Linked DNA regions of Mus musculus: region 1 is linked to region 2. The links are chromatin loops, found by intact Hi-C in ENCODE. Cell type or tissue: heart. All regions are shown on one strand. Links, peaks and the distances in the headings refer to the core of each region. The heading gives the core; the rest is flanking DNA.

Region 1 (8,340 bases), core at 40-8,039, 100 kb before region 2:
CGCACCTTTATTCCAGACAGCTCATTCCCATGATTGTGGGACAACAGATTTCTCTTGTTATAGCTCTCCTCTCCATCAAAATGTTACTTGTAAACCCTCATTTCAAAAATGTTTCAGAGTAGGAAAAACATGTAAAAAGCCTAACTTTTCAACAGTAAAGCAGCACTTGTCATTTCTTAGTAAAATGACATGGTGTCTGGGATTTACTTTGCCAATCATAGAAAGTAAAGGGCCGGAGAGATACAACATGCTGCACTTCCGAGTTCTTAAATGCCTTGCTGATTATTTTAAATGTAGTCCAAGTGAATGTATAACTTAAACATATCTACTTCTTTTGCGCTCCTATATAAACTGTTGTAGGCAAGCAAAACTAAGGCTAAGAGAGACCATGTCAACAATCTCTGGGAATAATTATTAGAGGTCATTCTATGAGCAAAGCAAGTTATCATCATGACTCCAATTCAAAATATCCATCTTTAGAAAGAGTTCTCCAGAGTCCTGTCTTTCGACTTTTTAATCTGCTTTGGTCTTGTTGAAATATTCCTTAGAAGGTTTTTTTTTTTTTTTTTTTTTTTTTTTAACTCAAGTCTACAATCTTTCCCTAATACCCAACATGAATTAATAAACTAAAATCTTAATTTTAGTTTTCACTTCTGTGACAGCAGTATAATGCTATGACTTGACATAAACAAACAAAAAAACTCGACTTGTGTTGGTTACTTAAGATATCAACTCTGGGTTACATCTTAATGTATTTTGGTTTATGTCAGACTCTTCTTAGGACTAAACGGCTATCACATATATACCTAACACACCTAAATTGTACTGAAAGTGTTGCCCTTTAAAAGTTATTTAAAAACGAAGTTCATTCTATATGTATATCATTTGTAGATACCACACATAAATAGAAATTGCTATAGTGCTAAGTCAGTATGTCACATTTCATATGGTAATAAAATAATTAATAGCTTTGTTTTTTCATTTTAATAATCACATTTGCATCCCTTCCTCTATCTTTAAAATCATATTGCAAAGTAACATTGCGTTATAACAGAGCATCTACAATTAAAGGACACAATGATTTTAAGTATTGCTGCTAAAAGAATCTTTTAGGCAGGTGAGATGGCTCTGAGGATGATGGTGCTTGCGGCCAATTCCTCCAACTTGAGTTCAATTTCTGTCACCCATATGGTGTAAGGAGAGAACTGACCCCTGTCTGGTGTCCTCTGACCTCCACATGCTTGAACACACACACACACACACACACACACACACACACACACACAGAGAGAGAGAGAGAGAGAGAGAGAGAGAGAGAGAGAGAGATTAAGGAATAGAAACCTCTGTTCTCTGTAAGTTATGTAAGAAATGCTTCATGTATTTGCCAATGACAAGGTATCTTTTATCATAAATCACATTCCACTGACTCAAGGGAGAAGCAGACACTATCTTGGGTATGAGTTCAAAGGAGTCAATTGGTTAATTCTTAGAGGAATCACAATAGGATTTAAATTCCGATCAGCTTTCTGATGTATCTTACCCATTAAACCAGAAATGCCCTGTCCTGGAAGGCAATGCTGCAAATAGTTGAAATGAGATCTGAATCCCAGACCAGACATTCAAAGACTATAGACATAGCAATGGTTTGGTGATTTAAGTGAGGGCGCCATGCAGTTAGTCAGCCTTTGTTGTCATTTTCAAAGTTTTACAACTTTAATTTTGAACAAAACTGGTTTTGTGAAATATTTCATCTGTTTTTCTTAATTCCAAGTAATAGTCGGTTCTCAAGGCTAAATGTCTGTGTATGTTTTTTGCAGCTGGCTGACTATCATTGTGAGAGTGGAATGAGGACTTGCTGACAAGAGAGAACTAAGAAATACTAGAAATAAAACAGGAGCGACAGCAGTAATGTGGGACACTATACCCGGACTACACACACAGCCTCGTTTCTGGCCGCCGACTTAAGGGCTTGCTATGGGACAATTACTAAGTCGAACAGAATTGGGGGTCGAATATACATTTTACTAGGCACAGAGGATGCCAGGTCCCTCGAAGTTCTGACTTGGTGGATGCAGCTCATTGGATTCAGATCAGATGCACTTTGTCCTTACTGCCCCAAACTGCACGGTTAGGCAGGCTCGCCCCTGCGCAGCCGACCCGAGGCGCCGGCTACGGCCAACGCGCATCCTTATTTTCCCGGGTACCGAGTGCGGGACTGAGCCGGAGAGTGCGCCCGCTGCCTCCATCGCGCGTGCTCCCTGCGACCCACGGGGCGCGCGACAGGACGCGGAGAGAAAGGCCGCGGCTCTGGAAGCTTCCCGAAGAACCGCGGAGCCGCGGGCCGTGAGCGCCCCAGGCCCTCGGGGACGCGCCTGAGCGGGTCAGGAGATGGGGGTCGGGTGGGAGCGCGTGCTCGCGCGCGCTCGGGGCAGGAGTCCCGGGGCGGCGGCGCGCGCACGCCCGGCCCCCGGAATGAATGGAAGGTTCAATCTCGCGCGCTGGGCGCGGGCAGCCAATGACGCGGCTCGGAGCGGCGGCGGGCAGGTGTGCGCGAGCCTCGGCCTGACGCAGGGCTCGGGTCGAGCCGCTCGGGCCCCCACGCCGCCCGGTCCCTGGCACTCGGCGCGCACAGCCCTCCGGCTCGCCATGCGCCGGCCCTCGCGGCCGAGCTCCGTCAGGAAGTGACAGGCTCGCGGCGGCCGCCGCCGCCCTTTCTCTCTCTCCCCTCCGCCAGCGCGCCGGGCAGCACGACCATGAGGCCGCGGAGGTAAGCAGCCGGCCGCGCGGGCGAGGACGCGGGCGCGGACCCGGGGTGCGCGCGGGTGCGGGTGTCGCACGTGAGCAACGTCGAGCGGAGCTGGGAGCTGAGGAGCGGGGCGCTGAGGCGCCAGCGTGGGGAGGGAGGGAGAGAGGAGAGCGGAAGGGCCGCGCGGCGTGGCGCGGAGCGGCGGGTGTGACAGGTCCCGCGACAAGTTGCCGTGCGGGACGGAGCGCCGCAGCCCGCCGTCCTCCCGCTCTCTCGCTCCAGGCGCGGGCCGTGCTTGTACTTCCGGGTTCACACCTTGGGGGTCCCTGCTCTGGGCGCGGGTGGGCGCGGTGCGGTCAGCGCGGCCGCCCGGGCTCGCCGTGCGCGGCTCGGGCGGGCTCGGAGTGGGTGGCGCGGGCGGTGCGGGCTGGGGTCTCGGCGGCTCGCCCCGCGGTGCGGGCTCCTCGAGTGCGGGCTCCCGCCAGGGGGCGAGCGCACCTGCCCTCCGCGCTCGCCGCACGCCCGGCCGCTTTGTACCGGCGGGCGTCGGGTAGCCTTCGCGCTCGGGCTGGCTGGGTGACTTCAGTTTGTGAATTAGAATTCAGGATGGGAAGAGATGCGAGGGAAACAGACGTCGGTGGTGTTGGAAAAAAGGATAAAACCGGGGAAGAAATGCAGCAGCGTTAACTGCGAGAAGTGGATGCGGGTTCTTGATGAGGATTTGTACTCCGAAAACTTTTTTTAATTGATAAATATTAAGAGTTTCCGAGCAACATCTTGCAATATGCATTTAGTTCCCTTATTGGCAAATATCTTAAATGTAAGTAATAGTAAGTCCGCCATTTTGGATTGTTTCACGTAGCAGGATGAAATCTTACGTGCCAGTGTTTCCTTGAGGTCCTTTCTATGGGTTTGTTTTTATATGTAGGTTTTAAGCTGTCGTGTAATATTACTGTTCACAGACGTAATTTCTCCCGGAAATATTTTTATGGTTAGAATTGTAAACGCAAGAGAAAATACATCGTGTTCTCTTATTATTGTAGGGATTTTTTTTTTTTTGTCAAAAATATTGTAGTAGTGAGGTGGCAGTGACATCTATCTAGTATTATAATGATGTAAAACATTTTACAATATTTCTGGAAAACTAAAAATAATTTTTTCTTCACCTATCACAAAATTATGATGTTTTATTTTTGTGTGTTTAACATTTAGCTGACCACTAATGAAAAATGGCCTTTTAAAACAAATGTTAAAGTCTAACAGTAAATTAATAAAATAAATAGTAAATAAAATGTCACGATCTTATCAGATAGATCTTTAAAGTAAACCTTTAGCAATCCAAGTCCTTGGAAATGTGTCAATTTTGTAATTTTAATAAATGTAAATTGGTGAGATGACATCTTTCTCCTCAGTATTTGAGATTTGATAGAACTGAATTAGACTGTACGTTAATTCATTTCAAAAGAATATGATATAACAATTTCCATTTAAATTAGTAATAAGTTCCTAGTTCATGTTGAGAGTTCTCAGAGAAATATTTTTATTAAATAATAATGTTTATTTCTCTTTATGTATATGAACTACTGAAGTGTAAATGTACCTGGTTTCTTAAAGACCTCGAGGAATTAAACTGCCACAGGCTTTTAACAAGGGAAGGAAGATTTTCATGAGTGAAGATTTTTAGAGTTTCCTGATTTACAAGTAGGATCAGCTGATTTGTTTCTTGATAATAAAATATCTTAAGTGTTTAAGGAATTTCATATATTTAGTGCAGATTGCTAATATGAATGAACTGTTTATGAATACTTTGCAATAGATTTAGGACCAGTGATCTGATGATTATATGACCCTTTTACCCTTTTCAAATAATAAGAGTGTATTTTAATATATGTTCTGTAACCAAACTTCTTTGAGAAAGAATGAAAAATTTGTTGTGAAATTAAACTTGAGGTAAATACAAAATACTCTGAACCAGAGTCATTGTAAATAAAGCACATTGAGATCCAAAACACCTATGCTTAGTTTTCAGGATGACTTATTTTAAAGGGCGTTGCACATGTAACTTCCCAAACCCACTAAACTTTGAGTAAAGCCGTGGATAAAAGTTTAGTTTTTGTATTGACTCTGATGAAAGAAGAGGTAGGTGGGTCTTGTCTTACCTGTTTGAAACTTTAATCTTTATTGGTATCTGATCTGGTCACGTTTGGATTTCATAACAGATTGCTATACTACTTTAAAATTCATTAATAGAAGAGAAAATCCACTCCTAAACAAAAGGTATATTCATGGCATTCTATAGGTGCAGGGACTGGTATCTTCAAAATAGTTGGAGTGATACCACATTTTCCCAAGCTCTGATCAGGAGATGACTTATATACATCTTAGTTCATAGTTGATTAAGATAAAAATAGAAATATGGAGATGAGTCAACTTAGAGGTCATTATTAAAGCTCCTTATCGTGAAAGGAACATTAAAGTATTTCAGTAGGTAAAGGGTTATTTGGTCTATTTTAGAATTTTCTTTTGTCTTAAAATTACCAAAAGGTTAAAGATGTTGTATTTAAAGGCTTTAGAACCAATACTTGCTTTTCTTGTCCTTTAAAGGTAATGCATTTTCTTTATAAACAATCACTGTTTTTGATAAATTACAAGGTAAGCAAACATTTCTTGCTGCCAAGCAGAACAATGAGAATTCTTTATATATAGATATATAAAATTGATTTACTCATCCATATCTAGAAATGTGATTTATAGGGTTATATTGGTTTGAAAACTTACCATGCATATGCTTAATGGTATTGTGCTGAACCTCTGACAGGGTGAGTCTATGAAGTCGCTGACCACAGTGCTGAACCAAGACAGCCATATTGTTCCCTAGTCAATCTACCTGAAAACTGTACACAGAAATTGTGTGGCGGTTCAAGGAGAAATTTGTATATTTGTGTTATATATTTTTTTCATTTAATGAATTTTTACCCAATTGGACTGTAAATCAGAAGATATGATAAAGACAATTTATTCCCAAGGTATATTAATTTACTGTTCTGCATTGGTTTTGAATAATAGTATAAAATAAGTAGGATCAGTGCTAGAGATTTTCTCATTTTCTGAAAGCTGTCACTTCCTGACAACAAAACTTTAAAACTAGTTTAGCCAACCAATGAATTTAACCCCCAAACTGTGATTTTAGTTGATGGTAGTGCAAGGCTGTACATCAGTTTTTATTTGCGAGTTTGATTGAGGTTTATATTTTGGCACCATAAAAATCAGTATCATAATGTGTGGTTATCAAATACCAAACTAAAAACTATATGTGAAATAAGTCCTATTTAGAAGTAACAATATGAACAATTTCCAAAAGAATATAAATTTTGAGATTGTCTTGATCTAGCACTTCAGGGAAGTTTATGTTGTTAGAGGCAAGACAGACATCAGAGTTTAAGTGGTCACAGTGATTGATAATGCTGGAGTTCTACGTTGTGAGACAGGAGGAAGGATGTGAGAAACTGTCAAGATTACCTGAAGAGGATTGTGTAATGAACAAATTCATTATTGCAGCAAGAAAAGTACTATTTTAAGCATAGAACTTTGACATTATTTTCTAAAAATAGAATGAATTGATATGCAGGATCAAATTAAGGGTCAAAGGTGACAAACCAAGACAAAGGGCATATGGCTCATTTTCAAGCATTCAGCTTCTAGGTTTTCTTCTTCTTCTTCTTCTTCTTCTTCTTCTTCTTCTTCTTCTTCTTCTTCTTCTTCTTCTTCTTCTTCTTCTTCTTCTTCCATGTTTGAACAAAAGCTTAATTATATAGAAAAAAGACCTGGTGTTGAATGGCTAGTTCCAATGATGGAAGAACATGTTTCAGATTGTTCAGATATTTCCACCCAGTGTTGCATTTGCATATTTATGAATGTCAGAGTTACAATGCTACTTTTTTTTTGTTTTTCAGATAATCTATGCAGTAGTTATCAAATTTTTCAAAAACATTTCAATTACAATATTTTGAACTACATACGAAGGATATGTTTTGGCAGACTAAAAATTTTAGAAATCAGGGGGCTGGCGAGATGGCTCAGTGGGTAAGAGCACCCGACTGTTCTTCCAAAGGTCCGAAGTTCAAATCCCAGCAACCACATGGTGGCTCACAACCACCCGTAATGAGATCTGATGCCCTCTTCTGGAGTGTCTGAAGACAGCTACAGTGTACTTACATATAATAAATAAATAAATCTTTAAAAAAAAAAAAAAAAAAAAAAAAAAAAAATTTTAGAAATCTGTAAAGGAAAAAAGTAGTCCCGGTTTCACCTCTGTTAATTAAAATGCTATTGATTTTTATATAATATGATATAGTAACATATTAGTTCATTGTCAGTAATATAACCACAAGCATGTTTTTATTAAACTAGAATGTTTTTTAATAATCAAGCTATTTAGAGGATGCTAAAAGTTCTAGTATTTAACTTTGTCTCTGGTAGCATAATAGTTTAAGCATTAATGTATATTAAAACTAAAAATATGTCAAATAAAATGTTGCTAACATTGTAATTACATAGAGCCATTCAGTTTTACTTGGAATCACTTTGTGTAATCTAAAGGAAGCTATTTTAAAGACAATCTGGGCCTTCAAAATCCTGTTACTAGCTAGCTTGTCACTGTTTGATTTTCTCTTTCATCTGAAACAAATTTTGCAGTTTTTTTCTTCTTTTAATGTGACTTTTGAGCTGTTATAAAACTATTATTTCATTGTTAGAAAGTACATATATTTGCATTAGAAAAACCATTTTGCTATATCCCATTTGTATTGTAACTCAACTGTATTGTTTACATTTAATTTAGAGTTGTTTAGCAATTAGCAGTTGTAACACTATCATTACCTTCACATAGGCTTGACAGTATGCTGGTTGAATGAAGTTTTAAATTCCTAGATTGAATTATTTATTTGAATTATTTATTACAGCCTTTGAAGAGGTGGTAGACATGAAGCCAGTAAAATTTCAGCTTGCAAAATAACTGACAAGTTACATTAATCGTTCTGATTCAGCAATATTATAAATATTGCTCTCATAAGTTAACTTGGATACTTTGCACATATGAAAAATAATGTGATGTTTTTCCATAGGTAACAAAATTCTCTACTCTTAGTTTAATTTTTAAATGTTTTATGACATTTTCTTGTCCTAAAATTTCAGTAACCTAAGATTTTTTTTAAACTGTGAAACTACATGTATTTGTGTTTCATTTTAGAATGTTAAAGTCTTTACCTTTGTACGATTGATATATAACATACATGATGTGTCCAATTATTACTAAAATTAGTAGGCTATTAAGTTACAAGGTAATTTATTCTGATTTTATGTAGGACTTGAATTTTGTCTGTTGACTAAATTTGTAACAAATTATTAAAGTATGATTTTTAACTATTAAACATTTTTAAGAGTATGACCTAAGAATATTTTGATAGTACATTTTGATACAATTCTTCAATTTTACGTTTAATATTTTATATGTGTATGTTGTATTTTAAGTTATTGTCAGTAAGTATTGTGCTTTAGATTTTTCTCTGGTGTTACATGCTTGCTATATAATTTTT
Region 2 (8,340 bases), core at 134-8,133:
TCAAAGGTTTTGACTTGATGGGTCTGTACCTAGATGTTAGTATTTTAAAAAGAGTTTCCAAGATTTTTGGACTACTGTTATAAAGTAGTCCTGTCACCACTGGGAATAATAGTGAAAGTCAAATTATAAAATAGAAATAAATTTCATAATTTCAATTGCTTTCTTTTTCATTATACAAACAACATATATTGATTCTTTGGCTATTTTAAAAGGGAGCTATAGCATCTCATGGAGGAATGAAACACTGCCTTACTAACTACCTTGGCAGATACTGACACTGTTTTGTAATCATTTATCCTTCACCATCTTGCCATTCACTTAAAACACATAAAGTTATTTAATCATGTATAATATGTATAAAGCATAAAGGTGAGTATATTTTATTGATTGTATTTAATTTTTAATGAATAATTTGTCTTGGAGATTTCTCCATATCACTGTATATAGATATATCTACCTCTGTATCTAAGTAGTTTTATATATTGTATACGTAGCTTAGTACTTTACTCTTTTATACTCTAGCCAGACCACCTGGTTTTCCTGAAAGCATTTGTTCTTATTATTGTTTACTTTTCTAACTTTGTATGGACAAAGCTTTAGTTCACAATATTTGTGCTTCTCACTATGGTGAATATGAGGCCAGTTCCTACAGCTACAGTTGTTAGCATGGGGTATATGTATTAATTTGCTGTTAAATTGTTCTTCAAGAAAGGCAATCCCAATTTATATTCACTCTAGCCAGCAGAATTTATTTGTGATTCCTTCAGACAGCCTTGCCTTGATGTCAGTCTTCTCTTCTGGCCAGAATTGTTGAGTCAGTCTGACAGCATCAGCTATTGTGTATCAACTAGAGCTTTGACTTACAATCTGTTTTTAGCCCACAAGGCAGGGTTTCTTTGTGTAGCCCTTGCTATTTTAGAACTTGCTTCTTAGATCAGACTGCCCTCAAACTCACAGAGATCCACCTCTCTCTGCCTCCCAAGTGCTGAGATTAAGGCATGCATACACATAAGTAAAAACATCTTTTGGAAGATGTTCTTTTAGTTCTGTGGGTATGTATGGGTCTGTGCAAGTGAGTTCAGCTGCTAGTAGAGGCAACAAGTGTCCCATGCTCTGGAGCAAGAGTTCCAAGAAATCGTGATGTCTCAGCATGGACAATGGAGGGCTGAACTAGAATCCACTGACCCATCTCTTCAGCCTCAGAAATAAATCTTTTCTAAAAAAAGAAAATAGGATTTTCTTAATAATTTATTTTGATGAAAATAAATTTCCTAGGAGTAATAGTTACATCTGAACTCCGATTTTTGAATCAAAGTTCTAATTTTAAAACAGAAGCATCAGAAATTTGGATATATACAATGCATATACATATACAAGTGCTTATTTCATAATGTGATGAAGTAAATGACTGTAAAGGCCTAAGAGATTTGTGAGTTTTTTGTTTATTTTTGCAATCTTAGGTCTTCTCTCCATCTGCTGATATAATTCTTTCAATTAGAAATTTTAATTGTAATTTTGTAGTCTTAAAAGGTTGACTCTAAATTTATATTTCATCTTTAAAATCTTCTAAACTATAATAAATAATACTTAAAGAATGTATACTAACTCATTGGAATTGTAGTATCTATCAATGATTCCAGTAAGAACTTAATAGTGTTCTAAAATTAATGTGGTCATTTTTGGTAATCTTTATGCTTAATGTGGAAAAAAGTCTCCTTTGTGCCTTTGGCTCCCATTTGTAACACACTGAACATAGATGATTTGTTTGGTTTAATTTTTTAAAACCCTGGTGATATCTGTCCCAAGGCCTACGTGCCAGGCAAACAGAACATTTTAACTTTTAGGCCAAGCTATTGGAATTTATTACAAACTATGACTGTAGTTTTCTTAGTATAGTCCTTTGATCATGACACACTCCATCCTGGCATTTGTTAGGTATGTAGCTTTATAATGGTACATTTAGCATTTTGATACCCACATTGTAATATAAACTCCACTCAAATTAACAAAACCAGACTGATTTGGAGAAGTGTGGAGTATGGACAAAGGTCCAGAAGCTCATCCATCAGGTTTCACCTGTGTGGCTGTGGCGTCACCTGGGAGCTGAGCGTTAGCATTTTGGTGTCAGTCAATTGGGATAGAATCTGGGTTTCATAAGGAACCAGGATCTGCATTCTTAGTAAGAGCAATTGATGTTGAATGATTAAATAGAGGAGGAGAATAAATAATGCTGTTTTTACAGTGAGTGCTAATCTTCCAATGTGAAAGGAAAGGAAATGGGGCCTAATGTTAACACAGTGTTAACATCATGTGAAAAGTCACACAAGTAAATATACACATTTAAGTACACGGAAACTAAAATTATTATTTGTCTTTAAAATCACTTTTACAACCAGACGTACAAAGCATGATGCTCTCAGACTCCATCTGTAAGCATGAAATCTGACACGCAGGCCCTTGTTGAGTGAGTGGGCAGAGTGGTTCCCTGAAGTGGATGAGGCACTATGTCCCCCACGGTGACTGGGACTGGTGTGCGTGTGAGAAACCGTGCTGTCACGTATCCTCACCTATTTGCCACCTTTGAAAATGATCTCCTGGCTGTACACTGGCCTCAGATGTGAGTGCAATGCAAAATAAGATGCTTTATGAGTGTGCCAAAGGCAAATTTAAGAATCTCACTGCTCGTTATAGACGAGAACTATGAGTAATGTAAGTAATATGGTCATGTTCATAGATGGCAGTGTATTTTTGAGGGTCTGAATTTCAAGCGTGGGCTGCCACTTTGAATCCTTTGTTTTTATGCTGTATCTGAATTGCAGTTCTTGTGCATTTACTGTAGTGTGCGTTTAAGCAGCAAATATTTGGGACACTGTATTTCTTGGCTTTTCTCTTTACTTTTGAAAATATGATGTAGTCTACTAAGATAAATACCCATAGATTATTACAAAGAATAGAAGCCCATTCTGCGCGCTCTGTAAAATACTACTGACCAACAGAGAAGCAGACAACGGATGGTCAACCTTAGCTTCTGCTGGAAGAAAACCTGCATTCTTTATAACTGACTCTAGAAAATAAAATACTGAGTCTCTGGCATACACTGCTTGTTAAGTTACTAATAACTAGTAGTTTATCTTTGAAATGTAAAATAATGTAAGTTTTTAAGTTTGGTGTTCTCAAACATACAAATGTAATTAGTCATAAGTTTTGACATTACATGGTCTGAAACAAGTTTTTACATTTATCACATTCTTTTCTTTATTTTTTAAAAAAATATTGATTTATAATTAGAAGTGTAGAATCATAAGTGTACTTGGAAAGGGATTTAAAGTTAAAAACCTTAAGACACTTGATTTGGAATAAATTACTAAAGTAAATGCTATCTTTAAAACTCAGAAAAAAAACTTTTAAAAATAAGAGTGCTTAATGTCTCCATTTTTTAAACTGTTTTGAAAAATGAAAGTAGCAATTATGATTGAAACTGAGCAAATACATTGCTCAGTTGCTAGAAGTTAGATTTTCTAGCATCTAGTATAGAACCCGTGTCCTTGTCCCCAGTGTGCTTTCAAATTTAAATGACAAATAAGAATGACATTATGCTCACTTCAGATTAGGAAAGTTTACTCTAATGGGAAGTTATTTCTATAGAAAGAAAAGTCAATTTTTCTAGTCAGCAAACTAGCATCAGGGCATATTGATTGAACCTCCATCCTTGGGAGGCTGCTCAGTCCTAGGAGGCTCCTTCTCAGCAGTGTCTGGTCTGGACATTCAGTGTCTCGCCTCACACAGGATTCAGCCTCCTCCTCCGCTGTCTCCTCCTCCTCTTCCTCTTCTTCCTCTTCTCTTCCTCCTCCTCCTCCTCTGCATCCTCCTCCTCTTTCTCCTCTTCCTCCTCCTTTTTAGTAGACAGCTTAGGTATCAACTTTCCTTGTAAATTTTATACAAAAGCAAAAATTATTTCAGTTCTATTAGATACTGAAATCTTTAACTCATAAAACTCAATTCAGTTTGTAATTTTTCTAAATGCTAAGTAAGTTCCTAGTGTGGCAAAGATTTATTCTTTAATCTTTTTTTATAGTCTCGTCATTCTGCCCCTCCTGATCTGCCCTCAGAGGGTCCCTCATGCATTCCTCTTCTCTGTCCCCAAGAGGATGTCCCCACCACTCCCCCAACCCACCAGGCCTCCCCACTCTCTGGGGCCTCGAGTCTCTTGCATCTTCTCTCACTAGGGTCAGACCAGGCAGTCCTCTGTTGTATGTGTCAGGGGCCTCGTATCAGCTAGTGTATGGTGCCTGGTTGGTGGCTCAGTGTCTGAGAGATTTCAGGGGTCCAGGTTAGTTGAGACCTCTGGTCTTTCTATGGGGTTTCCCTCCTCCTCAGCTTCTTCCCTAATTGAACAACAGGGGTCCCCAGCTTTTATCCATTGGTGTCTGAATCTGTCTCAGTCAGCTGCTTGTTGGGCCTCTCAGAGGACAGCCATGGTAGACTCCTGTCTGTAAGTACTCCATAGCCTCAGTAATAGTGTCAGGCCTTGGAGCCTCCCCTTGAGCTGGCTCTGAATTTGGGCCTGTCACTGGACCTCCTTTCCCTCAGTTTCTTCTCCATTTTTGTCCCTGAAGTTCTTTTAGACAGGAACCTTCTACTGGAGGTGGACTCTACAAGTTCCCTCTCCCCACTGTAGAGCATTTCATCTAAGGTCCCTCCCTTTGAGTTCTGAGTTTCTCACCTCCCAGGTCTCTGATACATTATAGAGCCACCCCCCCCCCCAGGTTTTCTGTTTCTTTCTGCTGGTCCTCTTGTTCTCTCCCCTCCAATACCTGATCATGTTCCCCTTTTCCCCTCCCTGTCCCCTCTCCCACCCAGCTCCCTCCCTCCCTCTACTCCCAGTGATTTCTTCCTTCTCCCTCATATTCAAAGCCAACTGGTAGGTTTTTGGTTTATTGTTGACTGCCATCTAGTGGGTTAAACTATTCTTTCATGATAGCCTGTTAAATTTGAGCAACTAGTTTTTGCTTTTGATTTGGTTTGGGGTATTTTTTTATTATTATTCATTTATCTATCTATCTATCTATCTATCTATCTATCTATTTATTTTTGGTTTTTCGAGACAGGGTTTCTTTGTGTAGCCCTGGCTTTCCTGGAACTGACTCCATAGACCAGGCTAGCCTCGAACTCAGAAATCCACCTGCCTCTGCCTCCCAAGTGCTGGGATTAAAAGCGTGCGACACCAGTGCCGGGTGAGTGACTAGTTTCTATATGGAAACATTAATTACCACACTGTGCTTCATGTGTTTTCACTGGGTGTTGTATTTAACAGAACTAAATTATATCAAGTTGCTGGAATGTTTTTGTGATAATAATCTTTGAAGCAATCAGTATAAATAATATATACTTTAAAGAAGTCACATTAAAATAAACTGATCTCATTGATAGTTTTTGAACTTTGGTAATTTAAAATTTTATATATGTAAATTATTATTTCAATGATCACTACATTTTTTTAAAATTAATGATACACAGTACCGACTTTTAAGTTTTTGTTTTTTTTCTTTTCTTTGCAGATGCTACAACTGTGGTGGTCTCGACCATCATGCTAAAGAATGCAGTCTACCTCCTCAGCCAAAGAAGTGCCATTACTGTCAGAGCATCATGCACATGGTGGCCAACTGCCCACACAAGCTTGCCGCTCAGCTGCCCGCCAGTTCTCAGGGAAGACAGGAGGCAGAATCCCAGCCATGCAGCTCTGCGGCACCAAGAGAAGTGGGAGGGGGGCATGGCTGCACAGTACTGTTTCCTCAGGAGGTGAAGTCAGAAATGGCAGAGCACTCAGACAGGTCACCCCAAGAAGTTTCTTCCACGAAAGCGTTTGCAGCAATAGGAGAGCAAAACAAAAAGGGGCCTTTGATTCAGAAACGGAAAAAGACTTAGTACTTGTCAGTGTTCCCTTCACCCGGGCGGGAAGTCTACCTCATGCAAGCACAGGGGAATAGTGGTCCACAGAGAGCAGCCGGCCGGGATGTTAACTACTGCTGAGGAACTGGGAAGTTCTTAATTAGACAAATCACTCTTAAGCAAACTACATTTAAGCAGGGTGTCATGTTTTATAGAATTGAGATACTACATATAGTATGTGCATAAGTGAGAGGGGAGACTTGAATCTGTATGTATGTGTGAGGATTTCACATAAGAGTACAGGCACACACACACATATATATATACACTTTTATATATCTGTGGTTGTCTTTGTGTGTGTGTGTGTGTGTATGTGTGTGTGTGTGTGTGTGTATGTAGATAAAAGCACATACTCTTCCTCAGATAATTGGGCATCTCTAAGCATTGAAAATCCATGTGAAGCATTTGAGATGGTTTCATAGTTAACCCTTGGAATTTTTTCTAAATACTACTTCTTTTATATTATGTAAAAAATGACCACGTGACTGTTACCTTTCATGTGAACCAAAGCATACTTCAGATCTCAGAGCTGCCAGTCAAATGGTACTAAAGGCTTTTGGGATACTTGGTGCCTCCCAAGTCTGTATTCATAACTCTATCTTGATGCTGATAGAGTGTTTTGCTGTTGCTGTTATCTGTCTTCTCCTGTTTGAAGGTAGTAACTTAACTCTAGATGCCTCCGACTGCCATAAGCTTTTAATCCTTGGATACGTAGCTCCAGAAAAGACAATGAATGTGAACTTCCTGTGCTGATATTTCAGTGTCTTTTATTCTGTTTGATTGTAAATTACATGGCTATTAAGAAAAATGAAGGGGAGGGTAATGTATATAGTAACATGGTCCTTTTCAGTGGTATTTTGATGCTAGGTCTTTTACAAGGGTTCTGAGGTTTTTAAGGGATGGTGGCAACAGAAGCCTCCTTTGACTAAGTAGCTTTTGAACCATCACTTAGATCAGGAAGGTCTCTTACTTACTACTGAAGCCTTAGAGAAAATTTTAATTATTTGGGTATATTTTTGGTAGCTGTTTTTATTTCCCCTGGAGAGTCCTCAGACCTGTTTATAAAACAAACAAAAGCAGCATAGAAATAAAATAGTGGGGCTTAGAATGAAAATTAAGTTGCCCAATAGATACAGCCCATGATTGATACTAAAAAGAATAGTGTTTGATGGCCAGCAGAGTGAATGAGTGGAGCAGAGTTACCAAAGTGCCCACTGTTCTGTGGCTAGAAATACTTTATATGATAATATTGATGCCATGGCAGGTTCCTTGAGTATAGAAGCGGAAGTATGGTGTGTGATAGATTCAGGATGAGCACTCAGATCAAGTTATAGGATCTTCTCAGATGGATTCTCAGTTTGCTAAGATTGGCTAGGAACTGATTGTAGTATTGGGCTGTTTTCCATCATGTTTTGTTTTCTTTTGTTTTTTGAATGGAGTTAGCCTGGTTCTAAATGTCATGAGCAAACTTTTGAAACATCTTCAAGAAGGTACCAAGGGATTGCAGTGCATAATTTTGGCTGTAACTATATGGGCCTGTTGGTATAAGCTCAGATAATCAAACAAGAAAGCATCGTGACTCATGAGACACATTCTACGGAGGAGTCGCTTCCTCCTGTGTGTCTTGTCATGGGAGTTGGGTGGTGCTAAGGTTTCATCAAGCCACTAGAAGAAGAAAGTGTCTCCGACTAGCTTACCAGTCTTTTCCAGAGTAGCTTGAATTGCTTGACAGTATTTATGAGAGTTCCTATAGTGTTTTACCGAAGTGTCAGTGTGCTGTAATACAGAGCTTACCTTTGACGATATTGAATGTGATGTAGCCATAGAGAAGTGCTGCCTTGCCTTACGTGAGGATTTCAAGCTTATTTAAATTATGTAGACAAATCAAAGGTCATCCAAGTATAATGAGCAAGGTAACAGTTGTACAAGCAAAATATGATAGGTCACTCTGAACGCTCAAACCAAAGTTCCTTGACTATCAAAATAGGAAATAATGGACTTGAAAACTGGACATTCTGTTTACATTTAAAATTTAAGAGCTGAGGTCATTTTAACAAATGAAAGTAGAAAATTCAGAAACACTTGAATATAGACCTTATGGGTGCAGTCAACTTCTTTTCAGCATCTAACCAGACCGACTTACTAAAAGCACATACCAAACCTATCTTATGGTTAAAAGTTTATTTTTTATATGAAAATAGTGTCACTATTACATGCTCAGGACAAAGAACTTTGCTCAGGGAACATACCATATAATGTTTTTATTGTTTTTTTTTGTTTTGTTTTGTTTTGTTTTGTTTTTTTACAGACTAATGTATAATCCTGCTTTCTCAGAGCAAGCCAAATAAATTAAGTCTTTATGTACGTACATATACTTGTTAGTAACTACCT

What was found. Hi-C counts contacts between places; a loop is a spot of excess contacts. Peaks named below come from ENCODE experiments on the same cell type or tissue, not always from the same donor. Only the 100,000 strongest peaks of a DNase experiment are listed, where the experiment ranks them.
Region 1: a loop joins it to region 2, with 5 times the contacts of the local background. A loop is called at or near these places in 3 of 42 quality-filtered maps.

Annotation. Positions count from the first base shown.
Region 1 is chr10:45,480,654-45,488,993 of GRCm38, reverse strand. It overlaps a transcript of Lin28b not described here. Among named protein-coding and RNA genes, the nearest start is that of Lin28b, 15 kb to the right of the region's middle. In heart, for the core only: a CTCF peak has its summit at 3,259; no DNase peak of the experiment used is centred there; H3K4me3 peaks cover 2,289 bases; H3K27ac peaks cover 1,551 bases; H3K27me3 peaks cover 303 bases.
Region 2 is chr10:45,378,650-45,386,989 of GRCm38, reverse strand. It overlaps Lin28b (lin-28 homolog B (C. elegans)), which reads left to right. Exons shown (of 5, transcript NM_001031772.2): 5 at 5,559-8,340. The coding sequence ends at 5,925. Among named protein-coding and RNA genes, the nearest start is that of Bves, 47 kb to the right of the region's middle. In heart, for the core only: a CTCF peak has its summit at 4,966 (motif pointing left); no DNase peak of the experiment used is centred there.